Linked DNA regions of Mus musculus: region 1 is linked to region 2. The links are chromatin loops, found by intact Hi-C in ENCODE. Cell type or tissue: left cerebral cortex. All regions are shown on one strand. Each heading gives the region's core, and the rest is flanking DNA. Links, peaks and the distances in the headings are about the cores only. Region 1 holds the start of Gm40841 (a long non-coding RNA gene). Region 2 overlaps 2610307P16Rik (RIKEN cDNA 2610307P16 gene).

What was found. Peaks named below come from ENCODE experiments on the same cell type or tissue, not always from the same donor. Only the 100,000 strongest peaks of a DNase experiment are listed, where the experiment ranks them.
Region 1: a loop joins it to region 2, with 2.2 times the contacts of the local background. A loop is called at or near these places in 2 of 42 quality-filtered maps.

The regions. Positions count from the first base shown.
Region 1 is chr13:28,415,429-28,423,763 of GRCm38, reverse strand. Gm40841 (a long non-coding RNA gene) reads left to right here and starts at 2,265. Exons shown (of 3, transcript XR_003950511.1): 1 at 2,265-4,679. In left cerebral cortex, for the core only: a CTCF peak has its summit at 3,523; DNase peaks (open chromatin) are centred at 5,496, 6,126, 6,721, 7,437 and 4 more places; H3K4me3 peaks cover 4,829 bases; H3K27ac peaks cover 4,808 bases.
Region 2 is chr13:28,539,728-28,548,062 of GRCm38, reverse strand. The region is part of intron 7 of 2610307P16Rik (RIKEN cDNA 2610307P16 gene); the gene reads left to right. Among named protein-coding and RNA genes, the nearest start is that of Gm40841, 120 kb to the right of the region's middle. In left cerebral cortex, for the core only: a CTCF peak has its summit at 4,026; DNase peaks (open chromatin) are centred at 2,627, 3,445 and 3,903; H3K4me3 peaks cover 297 bases; H3K27ac peaks cover 282 bases.

The sequences.
Region 1 (8,335 bases), core at 286-8,285, 120 kb after region 2:
CTGTGGGTTTTTTTCCCCTTTGCTCTGTACATGATGTGTGAGGTGGAGTCCTTTAGCATGCCCATCCCCTTGATATGCATAGTCTTCTTATTCAGAAGGAGCTAAGAAGGGTGGGCCTGTAGCCAAGCAGGACACAGCAATATCAGCCTAGGTAGAAATAAGTGGCTGAGTTAAGCAGTTATAGGCTAAGCAGTTAGCCCTGAGAAACTAGGCCAGAGGTGGAGTGAAAGACAGCATAGAGTCTGTTTCTGTGGTTTTAATATGATGATGAAAACCAACCCAGCAAAGCAACTTAGATATCAATGAAATATGAAATGCATGCGGATCCATGGGATCCATGTAGTGGCATTACTTTTTTTTTTTTTTTTTTTTTTTTTTACTGCTGTGATAAAACATCATGACCCTTGAGCGGTCCCAGAGACTAAGCCACCAACCAAAGAGCATACAGGGCCTGGTCTGAGGCCCCCAGCACATATGTAGCAGAGGGCTGCCTAGTCTGGCCTCAGTGGGACAGGATGCACCTAATCCTGTAGAGACTTGATGCCCCAGGTGGGAGGATACCTAGGAGGTACCTCTCAGAGGCTAAGGGGAGGAGGGTGGGGGGAAGAACTCTACAAGGTAGGGGAGGCAGCATTTGGGATGTAATAAAATAAAATAATTAACAATGAAAAAAGTACCATGACTATATGCAATTTGGGGAGAAATGGATTTATTTAAGCTTACAGTTCCATATCAGGTCAAGAACTCAAGGCGTGAACCTGGAAGGAACTGAAGCAGACCAGATACCAGGGAGGAATACTGTTTATTGGTTTGCTCCTTGTGAGTTATTCAGTCTACTACTTTCTCACACAACTCAGAACCATCTGCCCAGATGGCACCATCCACAATAAGGTGCCCTTCCACATCAACTGGTAATTAGGAAAATGCACCAATAATCGTCTACAGGCCAGTCTGATTGGGGCATTTTCTCAGTTGAGGTCCCCTCATCCTACAGTATGATAGCTTGTGTCAAGTTCATTATCTTGAAATGTATATCTAGAGCTTGACTTTTGGTACACATCTATAGTTTCAGCTTGGGATACTGATGCAGGAGGGCTGGGAGCTTGAATCCAGCCTGGATTACATAGGGAGTACTAAGCCAGCCAGGGCTCCACAAAAATCTCTCCTCAAGATATAAAAGAATAAATAAAACCTAAAGGAAAGGACAACTGTACCAAGCATCTGTCTAGCCAGCAGCCAACTTGACTGTCCTTAGTAGTCACAGCTCTTTCCTCACACAGGCCCTAGAATGCATCTCATCTCCTTCCCCAGCACTAGCAGAGTCCAGGAGCCATTTCCGTGCCTCCCAGACAAAGACTGCTTCCAGAAATTAAAACACACGTAGATGTAAGCACCGTCAACCTCCCAAACCGTGCTTTTGTAAGTTCTCAGTGCAATGAGCAGTGTCACCCACATGCAGTGTAGGGACATCACAGAAAAGGTGATATCCTGCTCTCCGTAGCTCTGACCCCCACCCTTTCCATCAATCACCTTGGTCTTAGCTCCCAGATTCGCTATCTTACAGGCGGGCTGCTATTCTTTAGCGTTAAAGGGGGGGGGGAGGAGGGAGATGCTTTAGAGTGGGCTCTCCTTGGTCTAGGTGCGCTTCTCTAAACTAGCTTGCTGAAACCACGTCTGTCCTTCCTTTGCACCTGCTTCCCTTTCTCTTTCATTCAAATAGTTTATCTTAAAAGTGCTTTGCTCATAGGATTGCTAAGTGATGCAATAGATCTTCAGTGCTTCCTATAGACTCTCGGCATAACGAGTGCTCATTTTCAGTGACCGGCATTGCTACTGTTGAAACTTAACCATCCACCCCAGCCTCTTGCTGGCCATTTTAGATTTCACTGCAAATTGGGACCCCGAGGCACCTTTCCAGGTATTTACGTAGAAGCTGTTTCTGTCTTGGAACTTTTCCGTAGCATTTCTTCTCTGACCCACAGCTATCAGGCAAATTTAGACCCATTTACTATTTTTATGCGGAATAAAACTCAGGAATAGTTGCACTGAAGGTGATACAAGCTTAGTGCCAACAGAAAATGAGGTGCAGGCCCGGTAGATAGGTTTCCTGAGGCCAGGGAGAACCTCCTATGCCATTGTTCTGTAGTAATTAACAAAGCAAGACTTTGTTGTTGTTACTCAATGAAGGATCTATACAAAGTAGACCAGCTTGTTTAAATAGTTACACAAGCTGAAAGTACCATTGATTGGTAACACATGAATATGAAGAAATCAGGAGCTAGCCTCGGTGATGGGCAAAGAACTGTCCTGAGCATATAGACAGTGGTTTTGTATGGTGCAGACACAGCGGTTTAGTGGCAGTGGTTTGCAATCAGACACAGATAAAAAGTCTGACTCTCATGGAATGGAGAGGAATCTGAAATTCAAGGGCCACTTGTAAAGAAAGATTGTAGGGAGAGAGGCGGAGAGGAAAACAGGGCTGCCGAGTCTTCCTGGAATGACTCTGCAGGGATTAGATTGGTAGAAAGTTGTCTTTGGAGGAAAAGAAGACCTGCAATTGCTACACCTTGAGAACATGCCCGTTGCATTCCACATACTACCCAGGTCTAGGTAGCCTTTTATACACAAATGCAGAGAAAGGCTCCTGTGTGTCACCCAGGCTCTTGCATTGTTAACCACAGTCAAATGACATAGGAAGTCATCTCTTCACCTATTCACGAAAAGTTCTCTGAATTTGATCAGCTAGGATGATCATCTGTATTTTTTTCTAAAATAGTTTACTTCTACATTTCGAGAGTGCCCAAATAGGTTATATGCTTATTTTGGGATTTGACAGAACCTGTGGACGCCAAGGTCATCACTCTCCAGTGTGTGGTCTGTACTAAACCAGCAGTAGCCACTCAGCACCTTCCACAGAGGGGTATTCTGGGAAGCAGTTGTTGGTTGTCATTTTGTTGCAAAGTAAAAATATCTAAGTGGCTTAAGGGCTTTGGCCAGTGTTAGAAAAACATCACCCCTATTTGCCAGCGTGAGGTGTCAGTGTGAGATGCCAATGTACAAACCAGAGACCTGTTAATTCAAAGAAACAAACATTTCCCTTGTTTCCAGTGATGACTTTTGGGGGGAGAATCTTACTGCTGTATATACCTTTAAATAAGAAGTCACAATTGATTTATGATGATTTTTTTTTTTAAAAAACAACAAAACCTGTCTCCTCTTTTCTCCCTACAAAGGGACAAGGTTTTCCCTCTTGGGTGAATACTGCATGCATCGCTTGCCATAGAAAGGGTGCCGTCTTGGCAAGCCTCTTATTAGTCTAAAAATAAATTATTCACAATGCAGGTTCAGATACAGATTGCAAGGAGAGATAATAGAATTGGTTTTCCAAGCCTGATCATGCTCGGAAGACATGGTATGTGCTTTTCAGGAATCCACTTCAACGGAATCAGCTTTGACGAGTACACACAAGAAATAATATTGCTGCCATCCAGCTTGTGTCTGCGGTACAGCATCCTCCGCTTGTCTTCAAGGACCCACAGTGCCTCTTCATCAGTGTGCAAAAGTCCATATTGCTCAAGCATTTCTTCTGAGATGCTGCCCTCCCATTGTTCTTTTAAGGAAATTTCTTCCTGGCAGCGTGAGAGGGGCACTGCCTCCTACCCCCCTTCTGCCTCGGCAGAACAGTTGACCACAGCAGCAGCCGACTCCGGCTCGTCATGTGCTTCCTCATGTGATGTAGGTCTGCGGCACTGTGGAGCAATCGCATTTGAGACTCGGCACTCGTGGACAGACGGGCGTTCAGGGACTGGGGAGTTTTTGGAGGGGGGTGGGGAGGCCAATAAACCAAGAAAACGTCAGAAATAAAAGTCGCATCAAGTATGCTGATCTCTGTATTTCCTATTTTTGTTTTGAAATTTGATTTTAACTATTGTTTTTTTTTTTTCTGGTTGTGTCTGTATTTTTTCCACCCCCACAGGCGCCGAGCTGCGCTGTTTTCTTTCTTTCTTTTTGATTTTTTTCTTTTTCTTTTTCTTTTCTCGAAACTCTGAAGCCAGACTGTCTTCTTCACCGCTCCCGGGCTGCACCACTGTGGGCACATCAAGCTTCGTCTGGCTCACCTGCATGGTTCCGGCTGATTCCTGCCTGAGATGGCCCATCGTACAACTAGGATCCCAGAATCTCCTGTCTGCACTCTGCGGAAGAAGGACCTATTTCAGTCTCTGGCCAGGGTCTCTCACAGCCGATGGGGTCTTGGAAGACAGGGTGAAGTTGCAGAAGACTGGGGTGGGATGCGAAGGCATGCGAAGGACTTGGAAAGGGAATTTAGGAATACTATACATCAGTGCCCACCGATGATATGCATACAGGGCGAGGGCAGCCACCGCCCCTGCCTCACGCACCTAACCCCGGCTGCTCGCTGGGATTGTCTGAGGGGGACAACCCAGGTCTGGATGTGGTGGCATTTTTTCAGAGAGTGGAACTGAAGATGGATGAAGCAGGTACTTGCTGTGTCTGCTTGGCAGGGCAGAGCTGGAGAAATGGAAGGGGAAAAGAAGAGATGCTGACTGTCGTAAGATTGTCTGCTGCCAGCTCCGCAGTCTTAATCTAAGGAAGGATGGCATAGTGGATCTGCCAGCACGTGCATGGAGGAACTGTAAATTGCAGTGTGGATGTCCCTGGTACTGTCAAGGAAGAAACTGATGGGCTGGGTGACTGTACAGTGTCCCCAGAGAAAAATAGCAGCCTTGCAGCATGGATTTAAGTGCATGTGCATGCGTGTAGAGACATGGAAGAGACTGTGTAACACATACACACACAGAGAGAGATATGAGAGAGAGAGAGAGAGAGAGAGAGAGAGAGAGAAAGAGAGAGACTCTTTGCTGGGTTGGGTTTGATTACAAGCCAGTGTTTTCAGCTCCTGCTCAAGACCTATTTCCTGGCTAGCCAGAAAGCTCGGCCAGAGCAGCTGCATATAGACTTTTCTTTTTAACGGCATAGCAAACCCCTTCAGTTTTAACTCCTTGAAGTTCTAAGTGCTCAGCGTTGGGCTAAGGCTCACTGTACGGTTTTGTTTTCTTCTCCTACAGAGCCCTGTAAACACAGCTGTATTCAGTATGGCAGAAAAATTCTGTCCCTTAAATAGAAATGCGATCAATTTAATCAAAATAAATGTATCCCAGATGACTCTGAGGCCAGCTGGATACCACAGGCTTCAGAAGCTAAGCATTCAGTGGAGATGGATACAGTGTTAGATTTACATGCTTTCAAATGCTAGGATCAGCTATGCTTAATAAAGGAAATTCTTTAAGGAAAAGGGAGGGTCCTCCTGGCACCCAGCTATAGATGGTGACCACAGGTGCTGCTGCTGATCCTGGCACTGGGGTTTGTGGCTGTCGAGCTTGCAGGGGTGTGTGGCATGAGGCAGGGCACGGCTGATGTCAGTGTGAAGAAAGCTTGCAGCCTGCTTGAGGCTGTAGGAAGGAGGAGGGTGGCCTCTCATTGCCTCTGTCGGGGCTTGGCTGGTACTAGAAGCTTGTAGATAGATAAGGGTGAGCTGGGTGAACTGAGCTCTGAGCCGGGAGCAAGCAGCTTTCCCAGTTGTCATGGGGGCTCCTCTGGGACGCCTGTCTGGCCTGTCCTCCCACTGTTTGTTAGAAATTCTACAAAGCGGCTCTGTGTGCTGGATTATGTTTGGCCAGCTGTTGGTGCATTCCTGAGGGTGGGGTGGAGACAGGATCTTATTACTGTACTTCCAAACTGTAGATCTATGTGGGGAGAGAGAGAGAGAGAGAGAGAGAGAGAGAGAGAGAGAGAGAGTGTGTCAGGATGTGGTGGGGAGAGGAAAGAAACGCAAGCAAGTCTGATAATCCCTTCTCCTTCTCCAGGTTGTGCTAGAGGAGCATTCAGAAAGGCTATGAAGTGAAAGAGAGAAAGGAGAGGGTAAGGGGTGGGAGCACAGTGGAACAGCCATGAGACAAAGCAGAACTTCAAAGCTGCAGAGACGAGCAGAATGTCAGCAGCTTGTAATTAGCGGTTCATGGTTGCGTCAGAGACTGTATCTCTCCAAGAATAACTGTGTGCTGTGTGCCACAGAGTGCAGAAGACAGTCATAACTAAGTTATCAAGCACAGTTCAAATGAGGGCAGACACATGAAGGCATTTTCTGTTTGAAAATTAAGCAGGGCTGAAGTGCACATCTCACTGGCTGGATTCTGCCTAACTTCTGGCAGGAAATGCTCAGCGTATAGGAGGGTGTTTGTTAGATCAAACAGGGGACCCATAAGCATGCAGACTGAGCATGCAAGCTCCGTCCCTGTAAAATACCGTCCCAAACAGCCCGGTACTGCACTGCTGGGGTCCTGTCTCCGTATATACCCATTCGCTTTTGTATGCCAATGGGAGAAAGTTAAAAGTACACCCAAGGACATATGTCCCCATTAGATTCTAAAATCCCTACTATAGAATTAAAACCTGACTGCAGGTTCTGAGTTGTTTTGGTATTCTTAATTTATACGCTGAAGAAGCTCTTTTTTTGCAATTATCTTGTTGGTAACCCTGTGAGGAAGCGACATACCACTATATGATGTTGAAGGGCACCTTTCCCTTCCATCCCCTGTCTCTGTTATTTGGAGGTGTGGGGCGTTCTCTGGAGCCTCCAGGAGGAGCTGGTGGGAGGAGCTGATTGGCTAGCAGGCTCAGCGTGTTTACTCTTATTTGTTTTCAGTGCTCCTTCGCAGCGTGCATTTAGTATTTGTATTTGTGTTCATGCTGCACAATTACTACTGACCAGCTTTGTTTCTCTGCCCGAAGCGAAGTCAATTTTAGTTCAGCCCCTGCAGTTGAGTCCCTGGACAATATGCACATATGTATTATGTTACCCGTGTATGCACTTTTCCTTTTAAAAACGTGGATTAAGGAAAATTGTAGGCAAGGAGAGACGTGTATATGAAATCAATAGCTTTTTGAATCACATGTAATATAATTTAAATATACTCACTTTAAGATTGCCAAAGCCTATGTTGTCTGAGCCCAGTTAATTTACATCTTCGATTTAGTCAAGAGGTGGAACCTGCCAGATCAGAATGCTGTATTCTGTGCACCCAACAGGGTGGAAGACATTATTTTGTTTGTGTTAGTTCAAACAGCTGGTCATTAATGCAGTCCCCATTTCTAGAGAGAAACGCTGGTGGACATGAATGGCTGTCTGATTAATGCTGCCCCTCGGAGGGTCCTTCACCCAGCCATGCTCCTGCAGAATAATGTAGCATGATGTGATTGCACTCTAACAGGATAGTATGTCATTGTGTCACCAAGCAATTGAGGTTATTATGGGGCAGGGCAGACAGACGGGACAGTGGGGTTACTAGACCGTAGCATTTTTAGAAATACAGGCCTGACCTACTTAGAGTTATTCTGGCAGGCAGCTGCACGGTACATAAAGTCTCCTGATAGGCTGAAGCTGTTGCTAGGGGGAATTAGCATGAATTTTTCCACACAGAGACTCAGCGACTGAATGATAAAAGCTGACTGGAATTAAAGAGATTTGGTTTAGCATTGTACAGATTGATCTGCCTCAGTTTTTTTTTTTTTCTTTCTCAAGTGCCAAGAAAGAGTGCAAAAAATAGAGACTTCTTTTTGTTTGTTTGTTTCTATTAGTTCTTTGACCTTCTCCTTCTCTTCCTTCTGCCCTTCATCCCCAAGAGCCAGGAGGGCAGGAGAACAGAGCAGTTATGAAATTTTGGTTAATCTCTTATTGCTGGGGTCATTGAAACCATGTTGCAAATGGCATGATATTTAAGCTTCAGGACTGCTGGGCGTACCTAGCAGAAGGGCAGATGGGTTTTTTTGGTCCCCTGTGTATCAAGCTGTTTTGGAGTTGGGCATGCATCTTTTATACACTGTATATTTTATACACCCCTTTCCCTTTTGGGCTTGAACAAAACATTTACATAAATTCTTTTCTATCCAAACAGATTGAAGCTTGCAATTGCTGGCTTGTTTAAAATAAGATAGTAAGATAGACAAGATTCCAGATTTAGAATATATATATATATATATGTATACACACACACACACACACACACCATTTTTTTATTACAAAAGTATTTTTTTCTGGGCTATGTTTGTCTTTTGAAAAGTCCAGTTTGGTGTTTGTGTTCAGGGATAGAATTGAACTGCTCCCACCCCACCCATTTTGTTTCCCAGTGTACAAAAAGCACTCTTTTGTTTGTTTGTTTTGTTTTGTTTTGCTTTGCATTTTTTTTTCTCTGCAGAAGAAAGTGTGGCTGTAGAATCCAGTCTGGAGACTGCTTTTCCATGTTGCTGACATGGGCAC
Region 2 (8,335 bases), core at 230-8,229:
GTCACCTCCCAACAGCAGTATCAGCTGGACACCATCAGCTCTTGAGGTTTTGAGGGGCCACTTAAGATCTAAAAGAATACAACACAATCATAAACTGAACAGTGAGCCAATCTTCTCACACAACTTTGTTTCTTGGCAGCTGTTTTGGTGTTATTTTCTGACTTTTAATACACTTCTTGGCTTTGGTCGTTAGTACCAAATCCAATGTTGTAACCCAGACTTGCCCCTGTTCTCACCCTCCAGATTCGGCTCCGATAATTGTGGAAGTTCCTCTGTGCACTTAGGAATAGAGGACCTCACATACAAGGAAAGAGGAAAGTGATAGTAGGGTGATGAGAGGAACACAGTAGGCCAGAAGAAAAGGGATTAACACTGGCTTTATATGTACAGGTGTGGTCTGTTATGGATCCCAGAGCATGGCAGCAAGTAGGTGTGTGCTCAAAGACAGAATATCGAGCTGTCAGAGTGAGAAGAGTCAAAAGCATCATTCCCAGACTTCCAGAGTCCATGCTTTATCTACACAGCTTGAAATCTACAGGTCCTAAAATCTCAAACTTTTAAGGTTGGCACAGTGATCCGCCCCCTTTTATGATTTCATATACTGGAAAATCTGAAAAATGGCACTCTGAACCATTCCTACACCCAAGCCCTTTCTAACTGAGATAGTCACTTTGTAGTCACCCTTATTAGAGATCATGAATGAGAAGCAATAGCTAACGATTTCTAGGTCCAGAATGGCCAGAACAAACTTAATTTATCTCTGAACAGTCAGTCTGTGCTGTTTGTGGAAACCCACCATTTGTTTCTAGAGCATCTGTGCATCCTATGACTAAGTTATTCTGTGACTACTGCTGTCCATATAGCCATAGGTGAATCCTTTTCTTAGCCTCCTACTGGGAAGTATCCAATGTGGAGAGTCACAAATTTTCACTGAGCACTTTCCATCCACAGTCTCATTTGATGTCTCTTAATGACCCGGGGCAGGTACCCCACCCATTTCAAACCAGAGATCCCAGGTTCTTGGTGCTGGAGTAAGTCTCCTGAAACTACTTGAGTAGGAGGCAGCAGAAGGCTCTGCTCATTCTCATGTGTTCATTCTTTCATTCCCTACTTTTTGGTACATCCCCACAGACTGCTCCAGCAGGCTAGTCCCCAAGTTGAGGAAAAGGTAGACAAGGCACCATCTTATTCCAGCTAGATAGGAGTCAGAGGATAGAACATGAAGTTCTGTCTTGGGTGATATATAATTTCTTTTTCCATTGTTGATAAAAGGCATGTTAAAGGAAGAGACTTTCTTATTCATAATTAGAGGAATATGCAATATGGTGGGTGGGAATGGCAAGTCTGTGGAGCATCCTGGTCTGTAGCAATGACAAGTATTCTTTTGGCTTCCTCTTTTCCCCCCCATTTTATTTGATCTGGGGCCCTACCTAATGGCACAGTGCTGACCACATCAGGATAGGTCCTCTTCTGTTCAGCATCTGGAAACAATCTCCCAGACATACCCAGAGAGTGCTGGATACTCTTGAAGGACAAGGGAGCTGTAAAAAATTTCAGAGACAGGCTTCCTGAAAAGGAACAATGTCTTAGCTGAAATATTAAGGAATGGTTACATGCTATGTGTAGGAAACTGTAAGTAAAGAGACCAGGTGAGAGAAAGAATAAACTTACTTGGAGTTTAAACTCCAAGTTTTCCATCTGGTGTAGTCAACCATGGTCTGAAAATATTGTTGTTGTGCAGTGAGGAATTAAGATCCTTTGAGATGGGAGGAGGGGGGAACTGAAGCAAAGAAAAGGAGGGGGACAGGCATTCCTAAAAGTAATATTCTGAAATAAAATGTATTTGTTCTAATTTATCCATTATTGTTAATCTCTTACTATGCTAACTCAAAGTTAAATGTTGTCATAGGAATGTACATATAGGAACAGCTTGGTGTGTGCACAGAGTGTGTGTACTTATAGGAAAAGCATAGTGTATATACCGAATGGGTGTGTACAGATAGGAAAATCATAGTGTGTATACAGAGGGGTGTGTACAGATAGGAATAGCATGATGTGTGCACAGAGTAGAAGTGTACATACAGGAAAAGAATGGTATGTGCATAGAGTGGGTATGTCTAAATAGGAACAGAATGATGTTTGCACACAGTGGGTGTATACATATAGGAGCAGGATGGTGTGTGCACACAGTGGGTATATACATTTAGGAGGAGCATGGTGTGTGCACACAGTGGGCAAGCACATATAGGAAAAGCATGACTGCACAGGGTGCAATATTGTGCATGGTTCACTATCACCTGGAATATTTGTGCTTATCTCATGCTGATAAGGGGTTCTGTAGCAACCAAAATTCATTGAATTTGCCTGGATGTGCAGTGCCACTGTGAACTGCAGTGGCTGAAGCTACAGAGGAGTAGCTGGTGCAGTAAATCAGACTCTGGGGTGGGCATATCCTAGGGCACCACGAGGAGCTGTCTGAAAGGCAGAGGGTGGCCTCCGGGTGCCAGTCAGGTGTGGTGAGACACATTCCATTGGTGCATTGGAAAGGACAGGCTGATCACAGCAGGGCCTGTCACAGTCTGCTGAAGCAGGACCTGTAACCCAAGTAGCAGGAGGAACTTTTATTCAGCCTGTGGAGTGATGCTGTGAAGGAATTGAAACCCTTCAAGAGCAGAGCTAAAAACAGTGGGGGGAGAGGAAGTGTAATTTGCTGTCTTCCAGTTTCCTTCAGATCCCGCCTGCTGCTGACCTGTTAACCATCTCAGAGCCTGGGCCCCACATAGACTGGGCATCCCCACAAATCAAGGCAAGCTTTGATTTCATTAAAATTGTATGCCCTTTTCCCTTCTGCTAATCCAACTCTTGGGCCTTAAAAACAAGCTGCTTTTTTTTCTTTAAGTTTTGAATAATTCTAGTGTTTACACAACCAAAATTTAGTATAAAATTTTAAATTCCTGAAACACAAAATGTAGCTCAGGATCCTTTCCTAGTGGCCTGAGAGTACAAATCAAACACACACTCAAAGGTAAGGCAAAGAAGCTTCCAGAAAGCGGAAATACTTCTGTCAAGTAGGCACCTAGTATCAAAGTGGGTCAAAATAGCTCAATGTGTGGACGGGCATAGCTGAATCTTTGCTTACACACTTTCCCCTAGCCCTTTCTACATAACACTTTCAAGAAACTCCTCTGAGAGATCATGCCATCTTCCAGCAAAAGGTGGTGAGTGGACTTCAGTAGGCACTGATGGGAAAGAATCCAGTGCTAAGGGTGTGGGTAGACCTCATGCAGACCCAGGTCCGCCCAGTCACTCGATAACCCTGAACTTGGCTGCCTCACTCTTTGCTGAGGTCCCTCAGGTGGCCTCATTGTTTTTATTACCATGGTAGAAAGAGTATGTGAAGCCTTGCCTGGCTGGCAGTCTCGTTGCCATGGAAACCTCCATTCCACACACCTGATTCACACATCACGCTCCGCTAAATCCAGACAGAGGTCACAGACTGGCATTTGCCCTTTGTCTCCCCTTCTTGTGTTTTCCAGGCACTGAATGGATAGAAAGAGATGGGCAGTCAGCAGCCTTGCAAGAAAGCTTTGCTGTGAAGAAGTTTGTGAATTCCAGAAAAAAAAAAAAAAAAAAGACTGGTAGCTGTGAAGGGCAAAACGGGGGGGGGGGGGGGGGGAGGGGCGGGGGGGTTTGCTGGGGAAGACTGTGTACATCGAAGCTTCTCCTTGCAGGCAGCCTCTGTCCTGGGTTGCATCTGAAAGTGATTTTCTGGGTTCCCGGGTGAGCGTGGAAATGAGTCTAGCAGATTCCGGAGCTTTGGCTCCTTGGGGGGTTTTCTGTCCCATTTCACTGAGTTGCCTGATAACCTCAGCGCCAGGGTGTGTGCGTCAGGATTGCAATGTGGGCTGAGGCGCACATTAGCCACAGCTGTCTATTAAGAACCAAACGATCTGATGATCCGTCTCAGAGCCTGGTTTTTCTTTGTGTCATCTATAATATTTTAGAAGGCAGACGCCATCTGTAGGATGTTCTTTTTCAGGAAAGTTACTGTGTTTGAAGAAGGCTTCCAGTTTTCCTGGGATGGTGATTATTAGTTTTTGCTTGTGTTACTCATTTGATAGATTTAGAGAAAAAGAGATGATAAAAAAATCAGATCATGAGCCTTTCTCTGTGAGAATTTCTTCTTTGTGCTTTGATTCGTAATCTTTTGATTCTTATTTGTTTAGGTAGCACAGGGCATTGAACATACTAGGCAAATGTTCAATTACTCAACCATATCCCCAGTCCTTGATTTTTTTGTTCCTAAGGTTAGATTTTAAAGACAACTTTAAAGAGAATCAAAAAGGGCATTCACAGGACATGACATCAGTCGCCACACACTGGGGTTCAGGTATCATGTGTGATTTATGGGGTATCTCAGCAGAGTCATAGCAGGGGTCTCTGCGTGTGTTCATCTCTGCTGACTTACTTCCCTTTCCTCTCATTGATTAATGCCCCTCCATTTTGGTCAGCCTCTGTTGACAAAGTACCCTCTAGCTTCAGCAGTACGCCGGACCTGGGTTTCAAATATCACTTCCCTATATCCTTGAGCACACTACTTTTATTTTATTAAATTTGGTTTATTAGTGTGTGTAGGAAAATATTGCTGTGACAGTAATCATAAACTTTAGTGTCAGTGTAGTGCTGCTCTGTATCCAGGATGAATCCTGTTATGCTAGATTATTCCAGAAACAGCATTTGCCTGAAGGAATACTCTCACCATCCAAATAATTGCCATTTTCCTGATTTTGCTTATGTGGGGATATGTGCAGCTTAGTAGGTGGATGGTGGGCTGAGAGAAGAAATATTCAAAAGTAGAGTGCATATATACTTTCTCTTGTCTCTGTATATCCACTGGGTCCGTTTTAGGAATCTCATTGTAGGTTCATGATGCATAATAAGGTTTCTCTTCTCAGAAGACGAATTGTCACTCCTGATGCTAGCAGGTGTGGCTCTCCATCCCATTCTCCAAAGTTGTGGAAGAACGTGGACGGATTCTGATCCCGACCATCTTAGTCCTACTTTGCCTTCTGGCGTCCTTCTCCTTCCTCTTTTTTTCCTCTGTATTTCCACCTCCCTTCCTTCCCTTGAAGTCTTTTCTTTCTTCTCTTCCTCTTATACTTATATGGCCCGTAACGTTGGCCACTGCAAGCTCTTTAAAATGTTCAGTGGCATTAAGTACTTAACATTGTCATGGAACCAAGCATTGTCCCTGTCCTCCCCATAACTGCATCTCTTTCACGATAGAAACTGTTAAACATTAACTCCCATTCCCACTTGACCACCAGGGCCCGAGGCCAACCATTCTTCTCTTTGTCTCTGAAATTAACTACATTAGTTATAGAAGTTGAATGATGAGCCCTTTTGACTCTATGTGCGTGTGTGCATGTGTGTGTGTGAATTATGTATATGTGTATGTGTGCCTTCTGTGAGTGTGCAGGAGCCCACAGAGGCCAGAAGATGGTGCTTTATTTCTGTGGGTATTACAAACACATGTGAGCAGCCCAGTGTGGCTGCTGAGAACTGAACCCGAGTCCTCTGCAGTAGCAACAAGCATATGTGTGAGTGCTTACCTGTGTGGTTTTATAAAAGAAGGATCATTGCAAATCCTTTTTTCTTTCAAGTTGTTCTCTCATGTGGCATTTTAGCTGTCATAAATCTATAATCTGAACTTTTAATACTTGATCAGATGCATTGTTTGTTAATGTTTCTGTTTTATCCTTGGTTACCATTCCACATGGTTACAATTGTCTTTTGATGAAGAAAGTTTTAAATTTTCTTTCATGAAGTGCAATTTGTCTGTATTTGTTATTGCCAGTACTCGTGCCTGTGGTGTCATGTCTAAAATATGCTTTCCAAGTTCAACATCATAAAGATTTGGTTGGACTTTTTCTTGAAAGGTTTAAGTTTGTGATCCATTTTGAGTTAATTTTCATCCATGCTATTAGACAAAGGTTGTATAAGGTTCTTTTGGATATTCATATCCAGTTTAGATCATTTGTTGAGAATGGTCCTTTCTCCATTGAAGGGAATTATCATTTGTGTTAACAACCATTTGACCAAATACGTAAGGAGTGGTATGAATGTGAAATGTGCCATAACGATTCAGGGGTTTGCCACTTGGTCCTCAGCTTGTGTCTCTGGTTGGAACATTGTAAAACTGTGTATAGGCAGAGCATTGCTGGAGGAAGTAGGTATCAAGGAGCAGGCCTTGAGGCTTTATAGCCAGCCACACTTCCTGTTCAGCCTCTGCTTCCTGACTGAGTATGCAAGGTGGTCGCTTCAGCCCCTTGCTACTTCCATGTCTTTCCCAGCATAATGAATAATCTCCCATAAGCTAGGACCAGCCCTTCTCCCCTTAAATTGTGTCTCCCTGGGTATTTGGTTACAAGGAAAGCAAAGATATATATCCTCAATCAACTACTCTAGCCAGCCAGGTTGTTCCAGATACCTGTTTCTGACTTCAGCTGGGGTTATAGGCATTCTGCTATGCCCACCCAATTTTTATGTGTTATCTCTCTTAGTTAGGGTTTTCCTGCTGTGTACAGAAACCACAACCAAGTCAACTCTTTTAAGGATTACATTTAATTGGGGCTGGCTTACAGGTTCAGAGGTTCAGTCCATTATCATCAAGGCAGGAACATGGCAGTGCCCAGGCATATATGGGGCTGGAGGAACTGAGAGATACACCGCTTATTCAAAGGCATCTTGCAGAAAACTGCTTTCCAGACAGCTAGGATGAAGCTGTTAAAGCCCACACCCACAGTGACACACAGGGACACACCTATTCCAACAAGACAACACTTCTTAATAGTGCCAATCCTTGGGCATTTACAAACCACCACCATATCTTAATCAGTCTTCTATTGCTGAGACAAGATTCCATGACCATAGCAACTGTTATAAAAGAAAGCAAATAATTGGGACTGCCTCATGGTTCAGAGGTCTACCATTATTATCATGGCAGGAATCATGGGGTCATGTGGGCAGACCCGGTGTTGAAGTTCTACATATGGATCCAAAGGTATCAGGAAGAGACAGCCACTGGGCTGGTATGGGCTTTTGAAACCTCAAAGCCTACCTCTAGTGACACACTTTCTCCAACAAAGCCATACCTCCTAATCCTATCAACACTGCCTCTCCCTAAGCATTCAAATGTATGAGCCCATGTGGACCATTCTTATTCAGACCACCACATATGAGCTCTAGTCCTCATGGTGAGATAGTAAGCAGTCTACCTTCTGAGCCATCTCACCAGCTCAAATTAGAAGGATCTAAAAGCTTTCTTCCTTCTCAAGATCGCCTTGGTTCTTCCCTGGTTTTTTATAATTGCACGTGAACACTAAGGTGGTTCTGTATTTCTGCAAAAATTTTCACTTGGGTTTTGGCCTAGATTTTGTCAAATCCATATAATGTCATGTATACAATTGATGTCTCAGCATGATTAATCATTCCAAATCCATGAACATGGAATAAAATTCCACTTATGTTTTTAATTTCTTTGGTCAATGTATACAAATCTTCAGCTTAACAATCAATTACTAAGTATTTCATTACTTTTAAGCTTCTATAAATGGCATCATTTTCATAATTTCCTTTTGTTAGTGATCACTGTTTCTGTAGAGAAATATAGAAATGGTTTTTACATACACTTTATTGAATTTGTTTTAACTCTAACAGTTCATGACTTGTGTGATGTTTATTATCTATATATAAGATCCTGATACACTTCTTCTTCTTCCCAATTTGGAAGTCTTTTTCCCCCTCCTTTATTAAAAATGGCTTTTTTTTTCTTCTTCATGTCATATAACCTGTTTATGGTTTTCCCTCCCTCTACTCCTCCCAGTTCCTCCCCACCTCTCCTCCAATCTGGATCCACCCCTTGTCTCTCATTATAACCCAAGCAGGCTTCGAAAGGGTAATAGTAAGATAAAGTAAGAACTAAGACATCAAAATTCGATAAAACAACCAAAGGAAAGAGCCCAAGAAAAGGCACATGAAACAAATATAGATGCAGAGACCCACTAGTTTGCACACTCAGGAATCATATCAAAAATATTTAACTGAAAGCCATAATATATATACAAAGCACTTTAAAGGTAAAGACAAATAAATATATACATGAGACTAAAAAATAACATAAAATAATGAAGTTACCAAAACCCAAAGCCCTGGCACAATATTATGAGACAAGGATCCTCCAATGATGGCCTCTGAGCTCATGTTCTGTTGGTCGTCTACTGCTGGGCATACAGCCTGCATCAGAGTAGCTTGTTTCTCCAATAAGACTACCTTG